3 separate regions of the Mus musculus genome follow, and all the other regions are linked to region 3. A link is a loop called in an ENCODE intact Hi-C map of the cell type or tissue named here. Cell type or tissue: heart. All regions are shown on one strand. Region 1 overlaps Mkrn2 (makorin, ring finger protein, 2). Region 2 holds the start of Mkrn2 (makorin, ring finger protein, 2). Region 3 holds the start of Raf1 (v-raf-leukemia viral oncogene 1).

Region 1 (4,000 bases), 58 kb before region 3:
GGTAGCCAAACTGGAGCTTGTGACTTTGGTGGGCAGATAGGTAGGACTGGAGGAGAAAAAGGAGGGAAGACAAGGTTTGTTTTTGATACAGGGTCTAGCCCTGGCTGGAGTATCTGTAGACTACACTAGCCTCAAACTCGGGGACCTTCTGTCTCTGCTTTCCAAGGTCTGTGCCACCATACCCAATGAGAAGGCAGTTCAGAAGCTCATGAAGGGCCCCTTGGAGAGCTGAGAGTTTACTGTCCAGACCATAAGAAAAAAAAGATTCCACACAACAGAGAAGAGCCAGGGGCAGAGTAAAGAGTTAAGCTAGGTTCTAAACAGTAGAAGGTATCTGTCACTTTAGGCATCTGCTAAGACCTGCTTTCCCAGGCTGACAGGATTCCTGACCAGGAGGAAAGGAAACTAACTCACTTGCTTTGGAGACCTGAGCAGAGCAAGTGAACCAGCTTCAGACCTCGGCATGCTGGAGTTATCCAAGCCTCACTCAGCCCTAGTGCAGCACTGGAGCTCAGGGATGGGGTGGGGGTGGGGCGCCCTGCTCCTAAGCACTGCCGCCTCCACACAGTGCATCCCAGCAGCTTTGCCTAGCTTGAGAATCAGAGTACCAACTGTGAGGTCAACAGGCCACCTCACTTCTCCAGCAAGGCTTCCCCAGTGGAAAAGAGGTAATGTAGCCAGAACACAGTAGTCACGCTTAATTCCATTTTTCCATCAGCCTCTGATTTTGTGTTTTTCAGGAAGAAGGCATGCAAATACTTTGAACAAGGCAAGGGGACCTGCCCCTTTGGAAGCAAGTGCCTTTACCGTCATGCTTACCCTGATGGGCGGCTGGCAGAGCCAGAGAAACCTCGGAAGCAGCTAAGCTCTGAAGGCACTGTGAGGGTAAGTAGTGGGCATTCCTGGGTGCTTACTGCCCAGGCTCCTAGTAGCTTTGGCAGCAGAACAGGAGTCAGCATAAGCAAAATACAAGCTGGCACTCATCGTCTGCTGCTATCTCCATTGACCCAGGGGTGCTTGTTGGCTGTTTTTGCAGTTCTTTAACTCAGTTCGGCTTTGGGATTTTATCGAGAACCGAGAAACCCGGCAAGTCCCCAGCACTGACGATGTGGATGTGACAGAGCTAGGAGACCTCTTCATGCACCTTTCTGGAGTAGAATCATCAGAACCCTAGTCAGTGCTGACGCCTTCATTTGGCTCTGCAGTCAACTTTCCAAGGCACGGTGTGGACGCATCTGTCACCGACCCGAGGTGACGTGGTACTGGGATGTGAGTGCAGTAGTGAGTCCCCCTGGGAAGGGAAGGGAGATCACCACGTCCACAGAATCACTACATTTAGAGTTGAGCTCTCAGTTGTACCTCCAACCCCTTTCTCCGGGACCAGCTATGTGGTCCAGCTGTTTTAATTGAGTGCTTTTAAATGAAACCTGACTGCCATCTTTCTTTTGTGACTTTCTTCCTTAAGCAACAGTAAACTTGCAGCAGATCTGGTTTTTTTTTTTTTTCCTTGCCAAGACATCGCCAGCCCTGTAGAAGGCTCCTCTGCAGTGATCATCTCTAATAGAGTTGTCGAGCCTTGGAATTGATGCAGCTGTGTAGTGAGAACACATTTGGCCATATTGGTGCTGCTGTACCATAGTGTAGACTTTTACAGCTGTGAGGGTGGCTATTGAGTTCCTTCCAGTGTCTCAAGTCACAGGTGTGTGCAGTTGTGAAGATCTCCAGGGAGACTCCATCTTACCCTCCCCTTGTACTAAGAGCACAAGACACAGGACTCACAGATTGCTTGTTCTCCCCTATAAAGTAGTAGGCTCCACACTTGTTTTTGTGGTAAACAGGAGCAGTCACTCCTCTGTCTAAGAACTGGGGGCAAGAAAGAGCAAATTTGTCCTGAACCTGAATTTATTTTTATAAGAAAACCTGTTATTACCTGTGTGCTTTTCACTTGGTTGTTCATGAACTGCAGAGGGGGCTCCTTGAGTTCTGTCTGCACAAGAAACTGCACTGCAAGTTTTGAAGGAGTCAGTAGCCATTAAACCTAAATTTAATTTATTTTATTAAAATAACATAAGGAACCAACTGTATTGGCTCAATAAAAACAAAATTAAAACCCAAAATCATTAAGAAAACCTGTATTCCTGGCTTTCTTACAGACAAGGATGTGGCTACAGATAGGGTTGGGCCGCGGCCCACCCCATAGGGGCAGCTCCTGGAAGACAGATTCAGCACGTGGGAGGCTGCCAAAGGTGGAGCACCGCGCTTGGAAAGCCATCCACACAGGACACCTTAGACACAGTTTGTCCACAAAGTTCTGTAGTACCAAAGCAGGCTCCCCCAGGTGGCCAGGACTCCATGTGCAAAACTGGCACTGCACCACTGTCCATATAGGCTCAAGGAGCCAAGTTCCCAATTGCATGTCCCTGCAGCAGCCGGAGTGCCCTACCTTCTCCAAGGCCACTTGCCCTACAAATACTCAGCTGACTTGTATACCTCTGGAGCTGAGCAGGCTTTCTTGGTGGACAGCTTCCATTTCCAGGGCAGGAGGGGTAGAAAAGAAGGCAATATGAAGTTAAGGCCCTGTGAGTAGTCTAGGTCCTTAGCAGCAGCAGCTTTTCCAAAAACATGCATTCTGCCCCCAAGGAAACAGAAAGTGGTGCCTGCTGACTCTTCTTCGTCCCCTGGTGGCCTAAGAACAGCTACATCATCAGCTAGAAGACTGGTAGCCTTGGGGATGTAGTCAGCGTGCAAGCATTGATGTCCTCAGTGTGAGCTGCCCGATGCAGGGAAGGCTCAGAGGCGCTCCTGTTGATTTTCGGCAGAGAGTGCTGAAGCAGCTCGATGGAAGACAGGATCTGAAACAAGGCCCCACGTGGTCTCATTAGTTGGAAACTTGGTATCTCCCCAACCATACCAAGAGCTTGTGGAGGTCCTCTCTCCACCGACCCAATCCTGGCCCACATTTACATCCTTAGAATGTTATATTTCAACTGAGCTCTCTAACCTGGGGAAACAAAGGTCTCTCTTCTTTGACTTTCTTCACACAGTCAGCCACCAACCTCTTCATTGCCTTGGGGCAGTTCTTGTAGAGCCTGCTGAGATCAGGGGATGCATACCCACGGCCTACCATGAAGATGATCTAAAGAAGAAACAGTTGAACAAAGGAGTCTGTGAAGGAGAGTCCCAGGACTAAGTAGCCCCTCACTGTGTCGCCCGGCCATGCAGATCACCTGGTCTCGGTTGTTGATGTGGGCGTAGGGAAGCTCCCCAGCCATCAGCTCGTACAGCACGATGCCGTACGAGTACACGTCGGACTGGAAGCTGAACGGGTTGTCATCCTGCATCCGGATTACTTCTGGGGCCTGTAAGGATGAAGTGTGTTAATCCCTAGGGAATGACCTCCAGAGACATTGAGGAACCAGGCTATTTTAACTAGTCAGGAAGGAAGTTCAAGTCCTTAGCCCAGGGTAGCTCCTCCCACAAAACCCCACAGGCGCTGGCCTCTGTTGCTTTGCCAGGATATGCGGTTTTGCCTTAAGCTAACTGACACCACAGATCAACCAGACCCCCATGGCTGTGCAGAAATGCTGTCAAATTTTGCACCCTACTCTGGCCCAGTAATTCCATCATGTTGTGTGGGGCCAGCTTCCTCACCATCCACAGCACAGAGCCAGTGGGCTGTTCAACCTGCTGAGAACCACTCCAGCGTGACTTCACTGTTGCCAAACCAAAATCTCCAATTTTCACCGTGAGGCCTTCATGGAGAAATATATCTCGATGCTTGTTAAGGAGACTGACAGTTTATACTGTTTATAACAGTGCTTCTGGCCTCCTTCACTTCACTACTAAATCTTTCAGGAGACAGGGAACGATGGCATGCGCACACTCAATTACAGGGCCCCACACTGCTTATCCCCTCTGCCTACATTTGGTACTCAGGTTTACCACCCAACTGGTCTACATTGTGACTTCTGTCAGCTTACTGCTAGGTAACAGGCAATTT
Region 2 (4,000 bases), 75 kb before region 3:
CTCTGTTCTAGGCTGGCCTTGAACTCAGAGATCTGCTTGTCTTTGCCTCCTGGGATTAAAGGCTTCTGCTACTGGATCTAAATTTAGCTGGGTGGGATCTTGCCACAAAGTCACCACCCCCTAAATTCAATTTAATATCCTTCAGCTCCATTTCACTTCCTGGTGCCCCTTTAATACTCAAACCATATATTTTTATATTTTTCCATTATCAGCTGGCTGCACTTGTTTAAAATGCTCTTCATGAGGCTTAACCAGAAAACAAAGTCTATGATGGGCTTTTCTGAGGCTTCCTTTGTCAATGCAATCAATCTGTGTCTCTTCACTTTAGCCTCAGGCAGACTCTTCAGACAAGAGCATATTCTTCACCAAAAATACCACAAAAACAGTCTCTAGCCCACAAACTGAAATTCTCCCCTGAAACCTCTTGGGCCAGGTCAGCACAATTCAAATCACTCTCAGTAACAAAGTCTTCCGTATTCCTGCTAGGATAACCCACTAATCCCTTTTTAAAGCATTCCACTGCTTTCCAAATCCAAAGTCCCCAAATCTATATTCTTCCAAACAAAAGCATGGTCAGGCCTAGCACAGGGTTTTACTGCTGTGAATAGACACCATGACCAATACAAGTTTTATAAAGGACAACATTTAATTGGGGCTGGCTTACAGGTTCAGAAGTTCAGTCCATTATCATCAAGGCAGGAACATGGCAGCATCCAGGCAGGCATGGTGCAGGTAGAGCTGAGAGTTCTACATCTTTGTCTTTTTTTTTTTTTTTTTTTTTGAGACAGGGTTTCTCTGTATAGCCCTGGCTGTCCTGGAACTCACTTTGTAGACCAGGCTAGCCTCGAACTCAGAAATCCACCTGCCTCTGCCTCCTGAGTGCTGGGATTAAAGGCGTGAGCCACCACGCCCGGCTCTGCATCTTTGTCTTAAGGCTGCTAGTGGGAGACTCACTTCCAGGCAGCTAGGATGAGGATCTTAATGCCCACACTCACACTAACACACCTACTCTAACAGGGCCACACCTTCAAATAGTGCCATTCTCTGGGCAAGCACATACAAACCATCACAGGCATGCACTACCACAATTGGCCGTGGGCACAGTCTTCTGCAGATCTTTTGTAGGTAGCCACAGCTACTGAGTGTTCCTAAGTCTAAAGCTATGTCATGTCGGGAGACAGCATTCCATGGCACTCTCCCAACCCTCCAGCTTTTACATTCTTTCTCCCCCTTCCATGATATTCTCAGAGCCTTGCTAGCAAGGTCAGGGTATTGGCACACATGTTCTATTTAGAGCTGAGCATTCAGAAGTCCTTACCTGTTTTTACAGTGTACCACCTCTATAAAATGAAAAGAATACCCATAATGTTTCCAGAGTACTATGCTGTTCATTTTTTCTTCTTCTTCTTTTTTAAATTTATTTATTATATGTAAGTACACTGTTGCTGTTTTCAGACACACCAGAAGAGGGCACCAGATCTCATGATCTCATTTCGGCTGGTTGTGAGCCACCATGTGGTTGCTGGGATTTGAACTCAGGATCTTCAGAAGAGCAGTCAGTGCTCTTAACCGTTGAGCCATCTCTCCAGCCCCCTGCTGTTCATTTCTATACAATGCCAACTCAACACAATAAACCAGGAGACACTTTTTCAAAGCTGATAACACAACTGTAGTTTGCAAAAATCCAAATTATATATATGTACATACTGCTTCAGTGTCTGCCTCCAGATTCCTGCCTTGAGTTATGTACGTATGTATGTATGTATGCATGTATGTATGTATGTATGTATGTACACAAAAAGATCAGTACGGGGAGAGGATATTTGGTGTGGATATAATCAAATACATTGTACACATGTATGAAATTATCCAAAAATAAATAAATAAATAAAAATTCTTACTAGAGGATGGCTCAGTGGTTAGGAGCACTGGCTGTTTAGTTGGGGACCAGGGTTCAGTTCCCAGCACCGACATGGTAACTCACAATCGTCTGCAACTCCAGTTTCAGGTGATCTAACTCCCTCTTCTGGCTTGCACCAGCACTGCATTCCACTTGGTGTACAGCCACACATGCAGGCAAAAACACTCATATCATAAAATAAAGATAAATAGTAAAATTACTTTTATCATCATTAACATCATCAATCATCATCATCATCATCTTAAAAGACTGCCTTGAGAGATGGGGGCCGAACCCTAGAAGTAAGGGCCTCGCAGATGATTGGTAAATTCAGTATACTAGACATGCTCAGACCCTTAGCCTCAGAAAGTTGGGATCCGGACTACTAAGGAGTAGGGACCTTCCGGCTCCAGGCCCTGGCGGAACCCATTGTGATGGTGGTTAGGTTTCCGGGCGGCACCTTAGAAGTAGCGCACGAACGAGGGTGGCGCGCGCAGGAGTGACGCGACTCCGCGGGGGGCGGGGCGGGGCGGGGAAGGGCGGGGCGGGGCCGGGCTGGGCCACGGCGCTGGCGGCTCTGAGGTTTCAGTGCGACTCCAGCCCGTGGCCCCGCCGCCATGAGCACCAAGCAGGTCACCTGCAGGTGAGTGCGCGGCCCCTCTGGGCCTTGGGCGCTGCGGGGCAGCCAGGGAGGGAGGCGAGGGGCCGAGGCGGGCGGTGGCGGGGGGCGGACAGCGCGGATAACGCGCAGGAAGGCCGCATAGAGGCTAGAGCGGCAAGAGCTGCTGCAACCGCGACTTGCAGAGAGTGAGCGAGGGCGATTGCGGGGAAACACGGGCAGGTCGCATTTCTTATCCAGCATCACCACTGAGCCTCCGAAGAGTCCCATTTCGAGATGCAGGAAACCGAGGCCACCAGAGGTAAAGCGACACCCATTTAGGAACAGAAAGGCGGCTTGTTAGACGAAGTGGAAAGCAGAAAACTATTCCGTGACTACTATTTTGAAACAAAAATAGTTGGGTTGAGTAGCAACGTACTAACTTGGTGACGAGCTTGTGGCTGTCATTGGGGTCTAGTCCTGTGAGTTTGCATGCTCAGGAGGTGCAGCTTGGGAAGTAAGGCTTGTGAGAATCCCGACTGTGGAAACCCAAATTTCAAAAGGCTCCAAAATCCAATACTCTTAAGATACCTAAATAGAAGGCGGGCGGTGGTGGCGCACGCCTTTAATCCCAGCACTGGGAGGCAGAGGCAGGTGGATCTCAGTTAGTTGAAGCCAGCCTGGTCTATAGAGGGAGTCCAGGACAGCAAAGGCTACACAGAGAACTTTTTCAGGGTATGTGTATAAGCATATGTGAAATGATGAATTCTGTGTTTAGACTCTTGTACTATCCCCAAGACCTTATGTACATGAAAATACTGTAAAGTACAAAAAAAATTAAAGACTCTCCTGAGCCCAAGCTTTTTGGATTAAAGGAGCCTCGGCTTATACAGACTTTAGTTGGTTTCAGTAAATTAAGAAATTGAGATGTAGTTTGGATATGTGGTAAGCATTTAATGACCTTGTTATTTCTCATTAGTGCAGACTCCTAGAACTAATACCTTTATGAAGAGTTCTGTTCGACTTAAGATATTAAGGGTTGAACCATGTACCAAGGTCCCAGGTGGTTTATGTTAAGTAGTAATCAGAAAACTGCAGTTTGTGTATGTCTGTGTGTGTCTGTGTGTATGCATATGCTAGTTTTGTGTTAACTTGACAAAGTTGACATGAGACATCATCATTTGGGAAGAGGGAACCTCTTGGTTGATAACTGATGTGGGAGGACCCAGCTCACTGTGGGTGGTGCCACCTCTGGGCTAGTGGTCCTGGGTGCAGTAAGAAAGGCTGAGCAAGCCAAGAGGGTCAAGCCAGTCAACAGCACTCTCCTTGCTTCTGCATTAGCTCCTGCCTGGAGTCCTGCACTGGCCTCCCATAGTGATGGAGTAAGACACTTAAGTAGAAGATACCTACAAGTCTAAGCTCTCCTCCCAAAGTCGCTTTAGGTCCTGGTGATTTATCACAGCAATGGGAACTTTTCGGCAGTCCTGTAACAGTGCTTGCAG
Region 3 (4,000 bases):
ATGTTCACAGGGCTGCAGACGTCTTAACAAAGCTGCAACCTGGGGACTCTGTCCAAAGAAAAGAGTCTACTACATAAATAGGGTTAATTAAAAATACTTTCATGCTACACTTCTTCAGGTGCTTTCTATAATCTGCCAATTTCTGTCTGTTTGGGGAATGTGTTAACCTTAGAAATAGCTGCAAGAGTATCTCCAAATAGGAACCAGTGATCAAGCAAGCACAAAACATTTTCTATCAATTACCAAAACTGGTTAGCAAGACTTAACAAGGTAAATTTTGTTCACTACCATAGCGGGAGGGGAGCAAAGCAGTAACCAGCAAGAACTAAACATTCACAACATGAAGTTAATTAATAAATGAACTAGTTCATTACTATCCATCACACAGACCCTTCACAAGCGATCAATTTTTCCTTTTGAACCCTGACGTCTGTCTTCCTGCACCCCACATTTACTAGCTGCTCCCCCAAATCATCCCAACTCCCGCAGGCTATGCCTCTGAGCCTTGGTGCCAGCTGTTCCCTCCGCCGACAATGTCCTCCCCTCTGCCTCACCTGGCGGAACAGTCCTTCAAACTCCGCGCAGAAGCAAGCAAGGAACCTCAGGGCTTCTCGACTCTGCACCTAACTGTTCTAAATCCCAAGAACACTTGGGAAAACAAGCCTTATCACCTCCGGTTGTTTTCACGCCCCAGGAGCTGAGTCTCCAACGACCCCACAGGACGCATTGCAGGCATTCAGACGTGCCCTGAATTCATTCCCCACTTCTATACACAGACCTGGCCCATTCCCCAGGACCCAGTTACGTCTCAACCGGGAAAGAAGAGATTCGACTGTCCCTCCTAACAAAGAATGAAAACCAGAGGCACACCCTGGGCCCTGGAGAGAGAACAATGAATGAACACGGTCACCTCGTTTGTGTCCCAACTCTGCATCCATGCACCGGCTCTGCAAAAGCCTGGGAGGTTGTCGCTTCACACAAAAGGCAGCCTGGCTCCCGATCGCGAGCATCCCGGGCCACCCATTTGGAAGCCCCAGGCGAGGTCGCAAGCCTTTGAGGCGGGACCCTGACCGGTTTCTCTCGCTGCCTTCCCCGATTCCTCTTGTCTTCCCTAAAAGGGTGTCACTTAAGCGAAGCAGCCCGAGAGGAGGTGCAAGGCCGGGCTCCCCCCACTTCTGCAGCCCGAGAGAAAAAAGAACGAGCCCATCCCAGTGACAACACAGTCACTGGGCAGCTCTGGGAGGATTTTTTTTCCCCCATTGCCAAAATATGAGGAATGCTCGCTGGGCACCGGAGTGGCGCTGGCACGTTTCCGAGAAACACTGGGAAATCTGAGCAGGGGTGTGGAAACTGGCTCGCCGGCCATGACACCCGGCCCGCGCCCGGCCCGCCACCAGGATGACAGCGGCCTGGCCGACCCTGCGCCCCACGGTCGCACCGTCAGCCCTGTGGCCTACCTGAGGGAGCCGGGCAGTGCCGGGTCCCGTCGTGCAGCGGCAGCGGTGGTTGAGAGAACGCGTTGGTTGCGGTCACATTCGGCGTGTCCCCAGCCCGGGGGACGGGGCCCCGGGGAGGCCCCGCATCGCTGCACTAGCGCCCCGCGCCTCAGGGCACGCGCCCCAAAGCTCGGCCAGCTGGCCCGTCCGAGGGCCTGCGGAGAACAACAGAGAAGCCTTCCCGCCTCAAGTCCGCTCGGCTCTAACTCCCGCCATCCAAGATGGCGGCACCAGCACCCGCGAAGAAGACGCTCTCAGGCTATCCCGGGCGAGCTAGCCCTGCGCTCGACACTCGTCTCCACGACCTGCGGCGCCGCCGGGCTCACTGCCTCTGCGCGAGCTCCTGGGCTCGGCAGTCCGCTTAAAACTCGGCTCGGGGATCTATCGCTCGAGCCTGGAATGTGGCCCCGCCTCCGGGGGCGTGGCCTCGCGGTCCTGCGGCCGCCATTTCGGGGTTGACTCCGTGGTAGCAGAGTGACTGTTTCTGGTTGGAGGCCAGTGGTATTGGGCTGCAGCCGCGGTCCGGCCACCCGCGAGGCCCTCAGCGGGCCAGACGCGCCTGGTGACACACGGCACAGGGCTCCAGCTCTGGTGCTTCCTCTCCGAAGTTGACATCCGTGGAGAATGGCGGCCTAGGGGTTTTGTGGGAAAGCCCTCATGCTATGTGAAACCTCAGGTTCCTCATTTGTAGATGGAGTGTTCGCTGTAGTACACCAAGTTGACCAAAAACTAAAAGTATGGTGTTGCACACCTGTAATGCCAGCGCTTGGAAAGTGAGGGCAAGAGGGTCGGGAGTTCACGGTCATATGAGCTGCATGAGACCCTGTCTCAAAAAAGAAAAAAAAATTAAAATTGATGCGACAATATGGCCCACCGTAAACTGAAGCCTGTTGTGCGTCTTCGTACAGCCCCCGTGGAATAGACACCTGGAGGGCAATGTGTATTGTCAATTGTGCTTTTTTTTTTTTTTCCCCTCTTTGAAATAGGTTCTCAATTTTATTTATTTATTGTGGTTTTTCGAGACAGGGTTTCTTTGTCTAACAGCCCTGTCTGTCCTGGAACTCACTTTGTAAACCAGGCTGGCCTCGAGCTCAAAGAGATCGCTCTGCCTCTGCCTCTTGAGTGCTGGGATTAAAAGCATGTGCCAGATTCCCTCTTAATTTGAGGCTGGCCTCAGACTCTGGTTCTCCTACCTCTGTGTAAGTATTTTCCAAGTAGCCATTTGGGGACCCGCAAGGTGACTCAGAGAGTAAAAAGTGTGCAGAGTAAAACCTGATGGAAGAGAGAACAGGCTCCTGAAAGTTATCCTCTGACCTCCATTCGAACCCGGTGCTACGTGCGCAACCTGCAACCGCATTTACAAATACACAGACAAGTTTTTTTTTGTTTTTTTTAAGTAACCATTTATAAGTAAACATCTTTTGGCATTTAGTGCGTTCACAGTATTGTGTAACCACAACTTTGGTTCCAAAACATTTCCATTACTCTGAAATAAAATTACCCACTAAGCAGTTTAGTTTCTCACTAGCTCCCACCCAGAGCAACCACCAATACTCATTTTGCTACTACAGACCTGACTTCTAGATTATCTTGTGTGCGTGGATACTTATAAAGTATGGGGCCCTTTATGATTTAAGTCTTTTCACTTAGCCTGTTTCCGAGTTCATCTGTAACACATGTGTGCTAATACTTCACTCCTCTTTAGAGCTAAACTATTTCATCAGAAGTTTACACCAGATTTTCTGTCTAGGATAACCATGGAAATTTAGGTTCTTTCCATCTTTTGGCTTTTGTATTGGTTACTTTTCTGGTTTCTGTGACAAGATAATGGACAAATGCAGGGTTAAAAAAAAGGGGGGGGGAGGTAGGCCCAAAGGGGAATGGCTAACCACTGGGTAGTGGTTAGGGCACCAGCTGCTCTTGCAGAGGACTTAGGTTCAATTCTCAACACCCACATGGTAGTCACAACCACTCATAACTCCAGGTGCAGAGGATCAAATGCCCTTTCCTGATCTCTGTGTACCAGACACATAGTACACAGATACACATAAATAGATTAAATCATAATAATAAAAGAAAGGAAGGGCTTCTTATTTTGGCTGACAGTTGAAGGACGCAGTCCATCATGGTGGGAAAGCCATGATGGCAGGAGATGGAGGCTGATGGTTGTGTCTCCCCATGGTCAGGACAGAGACTCAGGTCTTAGCTCACTGCTCCTTTGTGTTCCCTTTTCCTGTCTGAGACCCTCTGCCTATGGATTAGTGTCACTTTTAGAATGGGTCTTCTGATAACAACCCAATCTAGACGCTCCCTCAAAGACACACCCAGAAGTGTGTCTCCTAGGCGATGCTGCAGCAGTGGTTCTCAACCTTCCAAAGGCTGTGACCATTTAAAACAGTTCATGTTGTGGTGACCCCGATCATAAAATTAGTTTTGTGGCTATCTCATAACTGTAATTTGGCTACTGTTATGAATGGTTGTGTAAATATCTGTGTTTTTTTAAT

Evidence for each region. Peaks named below come from ENCODE experiments on the same cell type or tissue, not always from the same donor. Only the 100,000 strongest peaks of a DNase experiment are listed, where the experiment ranks them.
Region 1: a loop joins it to region 3, with 1.9 times the contacts of the local background. A loop is called at or near these places in 13 of 42 quality-filtered maps.
Region 2: it touches region 3 in a loop (4-fold over the local background); 12 of 42 quality-filtered maps call a loop at or near these places.

Annotation. Positions count from the first base shown.
Region 1 is chr6:115,616,558-115,620,557 of GRCm38, forward strand. Mkrn2 (makorin, ring finger protein, 2) reads left to right here. Exons shown (of 8, transcript NM_023290.3): 7 at 741-885; 8 at 1,037-2,113. The coding sequence ends at 1,174. Raf1 (v-raf-leukemia viral oncogene 1) reads right to left here. Exons shown (of 17, transcript NM_029780.4): 14 at 3,652-3,770; 15 at 3,228-3,359; 16 at 3,002-3,136; 17 at 2,012-2,852. The coding sequence ends at 2,709. Among named protein-coding and RNA genes, the nearest start is that of Mkrn2, 17 kb to the left of the region's middle. In heart, a CTCF peak has its summit at 2,355 (motif pointing left); a DNase peak (open chromatin) is centred at 3,374.
Region 2 is chr6:115,599,471-115,603,470 of GRCm38, forward strand. It overlaps Mkrn2 (makorin, ring finger protein, 2), which reads left to right and starts at 2,468. Exons shown (of 8, transcript NM_023290.3): 1 at 2,468-2,543. The coding sequence starts at 2,518. In heart, CTCF peaks have their summits at 1,456 (motif pointing right) and 2,062 (motif pointing left); a DNase peak (open chromatin) is centred at 2,531; H3K4me3 peaks cover 1,588 bases; H3K27ac peaks cover 1,251 bases.
Region 3 is chr6:115,674,779-115,678,778 of GRCm38, forward strand. It overlaps Raf1 (v-raf-leukemia viral oncogene 1), which reads right to left and starts at 1,857. Exons shown (of 17, transcript NM_029780.4): 1 at 1,458-1,857. It overlaps D830050J10Rik (RIKEN cDNA D830050J10 gene), which reads left to right and starts at 1,190. Exons shown (of 1, transcript NR_152134.1): 1 at 1,190-3,589. In heart, CTCF peaks have their summits at 1,393 and 2,172; DNase peaks (open chromatin) are centred at 1,213 and 1,863; H3K4me3 peaks cover 2,788 bases; H3K27ac peaks cover 2,644 bases.